2 separate regions of the Homo sapiens genome follow, and region 1 is linked to region 2. The links are chromatin loops, found by intact Hi-C in ENCODE. Cell type or tissue: heart right ventricle. All regions are shown on one strand. Each heading gives the region's core, and the rest is flanking DNA. Links, peaks and the distances in the headings are about the cores only.

The links. A loop is a pair of places that touch in the nucleus more often than their neighbours do. Peaks named below come from ENCODE experiments on the same cell type or tissue, not always from the same donor. Only the 100,000 strongest peaks of a DNase experiment are listed, where the experiment ranks them.
Region 1: a loop joins it to region 2, with 3 times the contacts of the local background. A loop is called at or near these places in 42 of 110 quality-filtered maps.

Annotation. Positions count from the first base shown.
Region 1 is chr3:52,933,574-52,936,487 of GRCh38, reverse strand. It overlaps SFMBT1 (Scm like with four mbt domains 1), which reads left to right. Exons shown (of 21, transcript NM_016329.4): 5 at 1,587-1,675. Among named protein-coding and RNA genes, the nearest start is that of STIMATE-MUSTN1, 37 kb to the right of the region's middle. RefSeq lists a silencer at 1,461-1,755 and an enhancer at 2,860-2,914. In heart right ventricle, for the core only: a CTCF peak has its summit at 1,652; a DNase peak (open chromatin) is centred at 1,663.
Region 2 is chr3:52,844,797-52,847,710 of GRCh38, reverse strand. It overlaps STIMATE-MUSTN1 (STIMATE-MUSTN1 readthrough), which reads left to right. Exons shown (of 10, transcript NM_001198974.3): 5 at 2,770-2,882. It overlaps STIMATE (STIM activating enhancer), which reads left to right. Exons shown (of 8, transcript NM_198563.5): 5 at 2,770-2,882. It overlaps MIR8064 (microRNA 8064), which reads left to right and starts at 1,159; the gene lies at 1,159-1,248. RefSeq lists an enhancer at 2,726-2,914. In heart right ventricle, for the core only: CTCF peaks have their summits at 1,610 and 1,831; a DNase peak (open chromatin) is centred at 2,370; H3K4me3 peaks cover 362 bases; H3K27ac peaks cover 2,208 bases.

The DNA.
Region 1 (2,914 bases), core at 248-2,747, 89 kb before region 2:
TAAGGACAACAGCTGTAATGGCTTGAAATGTATTTGTTTTAATGTATGACTTCATAGTGAAATTTTGAAACAAAACCCTCATTAGCCACTCTTGGAAGATGCCTGCCAATCAACTGTTTATTTTAAAGGGTGGTAAATATAGAGAAAGAGTAAAGACAATCAAGTATATGTTCAAAGAAAGCCTTCTTTCTATGAAATCTACCTCAGCATAATCAAATAGTTGATGTAGAGAAATTTTTCTTTATGGAAGTTCTTTGGTTAGTAAATGAAGAAGGAATAATACAATTAGAATATCACCATTGAGCCCGTAATGAATCAGTGCATCTATGTAGTAACCGTTAAAAGCTGCTAATGTCACAAAGGGAGAGACAGCCAGACCATATGTGCCTCTTCATGCTCTTGAGGGAAGGGTATAACTTATTCCACTTGTGAAGTATTCTTTCACCCTCACCACCCCGCAAAGTCTAACCTGAATTTGATCAAGCTTCTAGCTCTAAATACTGATTTATGGCAAATACAGGGAACAGTAGAACAACTGGTCACCACAGGGACGTAACCAATGAAATCAGACTCTAAAAAACTCCATAGAGAACAAAGGCCAGGTCTCAATAAATGTGGAGTAAAAAAAGAGAGAGTAGGGACACGGGAGGGGAGGAAGGAGAAGAAACCTACTGATGAAAAGAAATCAAGGAGACATTTGCAATGCGTGCGTCTCACTTGGGTCCTGATGTAATCAAACAAATTGACAAAACTGTTTATGAGACAATTGGGGAAGTTTGAACATAGACTGGATATTTGATATTAAGGAATTATTGTTAATTTTTTAAAGGTATGATGTTGTTATTGTGGTTTTGTAAGAAAATATTTTCTTTTAGAAATATGTACTAAAATATATATATGGATGAAATTATATGCTATCTGGAATTGTCTTCTAACTGATCCTTGGTTGGGCATGGGTGGAGTGTGAGGGTATAAGCCAGGCATTGGCAAATTATCTGTAAAGGGCAAGATAGTAAATATTTTAGGCTTTACTAGTCATACAATCTCTGTCAAAGCTGCTAAAACCCTACCTTTGTAGTGTGAAAGCAGCCACAGACAATATGTAAACAAATGGGTATGGCCATGTTCCAGTAAAACTTTATTAACAAAAACAGACAGCAGGCTGGATTAAGCCCTCGAGTTGTAGCTTGTAAATCCTGGTTTAGATGAAACAGATTGGCCATGAGGTGACAGTTGTTGACGCCAGGGCACTTAGGATTCATTAGATCATTTTTCTTTTTGTATGTTTGAAAGTTTCCATCATAAAAAATAAAGTAAGGTACCTTCTGGGTAAAATTATAGGAATAGGTAGTTGGGACTATTCTCTTTGTTTTGTATACAACTCTTAATAAACTAACCAGAAAGTAGCTCCATCTAGAGAAGCATTTTTGGTTTTATTTTGTTTTATCTTTTCAAGCTCTCAAGCAGTATGTTGGACTCTTAGATCTTAAAATGTGAAATACCTTTAAACCATCTCCACTGATTTCGGTTTCTCTGCATTCTGTGGCTGGCATTTTGAGTAATCAGTCATTTATTCCCTCATCTAGGCATCAGAGATAAAGTATCTGACTGGGATGAGTTTCTGCGGCAGACCCTGATAGGAGCATGTAGTCCTCCTGTTCCGCTGCTAGAGGGCGTGAGTATTACTACATGCCACATCAGCATGGAAAACCCATCTGATCTTTCAAAGAATCTTAAAATCGGTTGCTTATTTACCACTCTGAAGAAAATAAACGTTATTATTAGAGACATAGGCATAGGTATTGGGAAGTTTAAACTTACCCTCAGAGGTTGCAAACTGGTGGCTTGCTTAGTGCCTAAATATTTTCTGAATTAGTTGCTAACACATAAAAAATCTAATTTCCCAGATTCTTTTATACAGTTGGAAAATAGGACCTTCTGAGGGCTTTCACTCTGAAACTGAGCAGAGGTCGATTCTGCTTGAGGGTGGACATTTGTAACTCCCACACCAGGTGACTTGGAGTCCCCCCAACCCACCCTTTTTTTTTTTTTTTTTTGCTTGGAACACATTGGATCTATTGCACTTCTGCCTTCCACCTGCTTTTCAGCAGTCCTTTTAAATTAGTGTGGCCTTTAAGCTTGTTAGTGAATATAGATCTCTTGATTTTGTGAAATGGATTTATTGGTTATGACATTTCTAAGTTATATCTTGTCACTTTCTGTCATACTGGTAAAATTATTTGTGGCATATGTGAAATGCAATGTATGAAGGTTCCCATCCCTCTACTTCCTTGCCAACACTTGTTATCTTTTTTATTATAGCTGACTAAGTGGGTATGAAGTGGCATCTCATTTTGATTTACATTTCTGTAATGACTGTTGATGTTGAGTATGTTTTTTTGTGCTTATGGGCCATTTCTGTATCCTTTTTGGAGACATTTCTTTGCCCATTTTTAAATTGGGTTGTCTTTTTATTATTGAGTTGAATGTATTATGCATTCAAAATATACATGCATTTCAAAATATTGAAAATATGTTTTCCCATTCTATGGTTTGTCTTTTTATTGTTTGCAGCGTAAACATTTTTTATTTTGATATAATCCAGATTATCTTTTTTTCTTTTGTTGCTTGTGCTTTTGGTATCATATCTAAGAAGGCTTTGCTTAACCCAAGGTCAAGAAGATTTACTCCTGTATTTTCTAAGAGTTTTATGGTTACATTTACTTCTGTCATCCATTCACATTCCCTTTTAAATTTTGATTGGTGAATACTCTATTTCAAACTGGTTTTTATTTTTTATACTCTGACTCATTTATTTATGCTTAGCCAGGGCCTTATACATACTAAAAACTCAGTAACATTTTAATGAATGGATGAATTGATAAACTATTCTACTCTTTTTTGACCATGACTC
Region 2 (2,914 bases), core at 326-2,825:
GTTCCAGGGATTTGGATGTAGGCAACTGTGTGGGGCTGTTATTCCACCTCCCACACCTGTTATCCTGCCCATCCATTTGAGGAAGAGGTACCACAGCTCTCTTCTCATGTAAATGAAGAAGAGGGGCTTATTTTTCTAGGATGTGTCTTTTGTTCCTAGAAGAGAAGGCCAAGAGTTTGCTGATGAGAATGCGGGACTCAGGGAAATAAGCCACACAGCCCCGGCGGTTGAGACCAGATCCAGGTGACGCATGGTGTCTGCACTCTGATTACCAGGCCACTCTTTCCCATGTGGAAGCCCTGACATCTGGGTCACGGTGCTTCATGGGTCTTGCTGCCCATCCCTGGCCAAACTCTCCCTTTTGAAAGCCTCTCGCCACAGATGTGTTCCCTCCTTTTGGCCCCTATTGCTGTGACTTCTACTGAGGAAATAATTAAACCCAAACAAAACACCCACATGCCTGAGGTTGTTCATTGCAGTAAAAAGCAAGACACACAAGGTCCAGGTGCAGTGGCTCACACCTGTCATTCCCAGCACTTTGGGAGGCTTAAGCGGGGAGGATCGCTTGAGCCCAGGAGCTTAAGACCAGCCTTGGAAACAAAGCAAGATCCCGTCTCTACAAAAAAAAAAATTTTTTTTAATTAGCCAGGCACATGACATGCATTCTTAGTCCCAGGTACTTGGGAGGCTGAGGCAGGAGGATCACTCAAGCCTAGGAGTTTGAGGATACAATAAGCCGTGTTCATGCCCCTGCACTCTAGTCTGAATGACAGAGTGAGACCCCATCTCTAAGAAAACAATAACAGCAATGACAAAGCAGGACATGCAACACTGCCTGGCATGTCTGTCCTTTAAAGAGGAGACTGTGGGGGACATCTGAAAGACTCGCAAGTGAAACAGGAATCAGGAAACACAGCAGCCACGTGTGCTTCTCCCAACGGTGGCTGCGTGAGATCTGGGTTCCCAGAGGAAATGGTGTGCCAGACGGGGTCACAGGTGCTTTTTCTCTTTTCTCACGTTTCTGAACTTTCTTATTTTAGCATCTAAAGAGGCAGCTGTAGCTAAGTTGTGTAGCAGAAACCTAGAACACTGGGGCAATGTGAGGCGTATGGGAGGAAAAGCATTTTCCTCCTTGTCAGTCACTTAAAACTGAAGAGCAGATGGAGTGAGCACACTGAGCGAGCGGACATCCTTCCATAGTAAATAAGCGGTGCCGCGCGCTCCGCTGGCTCCCAAACACTCCAGTCCTCACAGAGAGATTTCCTAGTGGCGCTTTCTGTCCAACTGTCCTCAAACCTACTTAATTACTTAATGGTTTCTCACAAATAAGTTCATCTGTTGTTTTGAGAACTGTTCTCGATAAGGTTAGGTGACTTACCGAAAGGAAAAGGATTGCAAAACTCATTAACAACCTAGCAAGGAGGGATTATGCTTATGAAATGGGTTTTTTGGCTCAAATGTCTCCTATCCCTTAAGTGAAAGTAGAAAGGAAGACCTCAGAAGAGGCGACTGATGTGTTTCTGCCACACTTCTCCCAGGGTTTTCCAGAAAAGGGAATGGCCTGGTGTTTTGTCCATTGCAGCTGCATAAAGTCATTCCCTTGTGTACAGCTGACAGGCTTGGGCAGGGCATGGGCCTCCAGCATGGGTGCCCAAACAGGGATTGCTGCAGAAACAATAAAGCCAAGTGAGAAGCTGGAGATATCTCTTTGGACCAAATTATCTTCTCATAGCCTGGATTACGGCCTTTACCCCCCAGCCTCCCGCCCCCCCGCCACCCCCAAAATGCTACCCTGTACCCCCTCTTCTGGCCAGCTGTGGTAAGGCAGCTCTGGCAGAACTTCCAGGGTGAGCCCCAGGCAACCTTCCCACATCCCACTCTCCCCTGGGTCTCCCACTTTGGGGAGGCCTATGTGGCTCCCAGGAGCCACCCTAGGGTTCTTCATATCACAGGATCATTCCCTGGAGGGGCTGGTCTTCTCTCCGTTCAAAATGTCCTGGAGGCATTCCAAGGCCTGCACATCCTCCAGCTTGTACTACTAGGTCCCTCGGTTTCTCAAGCATGGTGACTGAAGGGGTCCCAGATGGACCTTTGTCACAGCCCTGGGCCCCGGCCCATCCCTCCCACCTCCTTGCCCCAAGGACTTCTCTCTTCACTTCCTTGTCCCTGGCCAAGGTGTTTGGGGTGACCCATGCTGGACAGGTAGAGTCCAAATTCCTCCAGAGTCACGTTTCTGCTCTCAAGAGGCTGAGGTATCAGGGATGGCCCGGGGAGTTGGGTAAGGGATGGGAGGTGGGGAGGTGGGAGACAAACAAAGCGACTGGGTCCTGCTTCATCATCCACAAACATCAGTCCACTCATGGACAGAGAAGGGAGGGGCAGCCCCGCTGTCACTGGAAAAATCAACAACGGATAAGAATAGCAGTCTTGCTTCATACAGCTTCTGCTGCCAGCCGGCAGAAAGAACAGCTTTTCTGAGCTCCAGCAATGAGCACTTCCTAACTTTAGTGCTTTTTAATCCTATCTTAGAATCTCTTAAAAGAAAGGCCATTTTAGTATCTTCAAATAAGGAATTCTCTGATTTTATTTAAAATACTGCATTTGTCTGTTAAGGATGAGGTAATCCTTTGGACTTTTGGGGGGGCTCATTAAGTACCTTTAGAGCTTTAGAGCCAGTGTTCTGGGGTGCGTGTGGGGGAGTGGGGTGGGGACATCATCTCACTCAGATGCCTGGGCCCCATGTGACTAAGCACCCGCCTGTCCCTGCAGGAGACCCTCTGCAGTGTGGAGCCTGGGTCGGGCAGTGCGCTCTTTACATCGTGATCATGATTTTTGAAAAGTCTGTCGTCTTCATCGTCCTCCTAATACTTCAGTGGAAAAAGGTTTGCTTCGTCCCTGCATGAGCAGCTCCTTG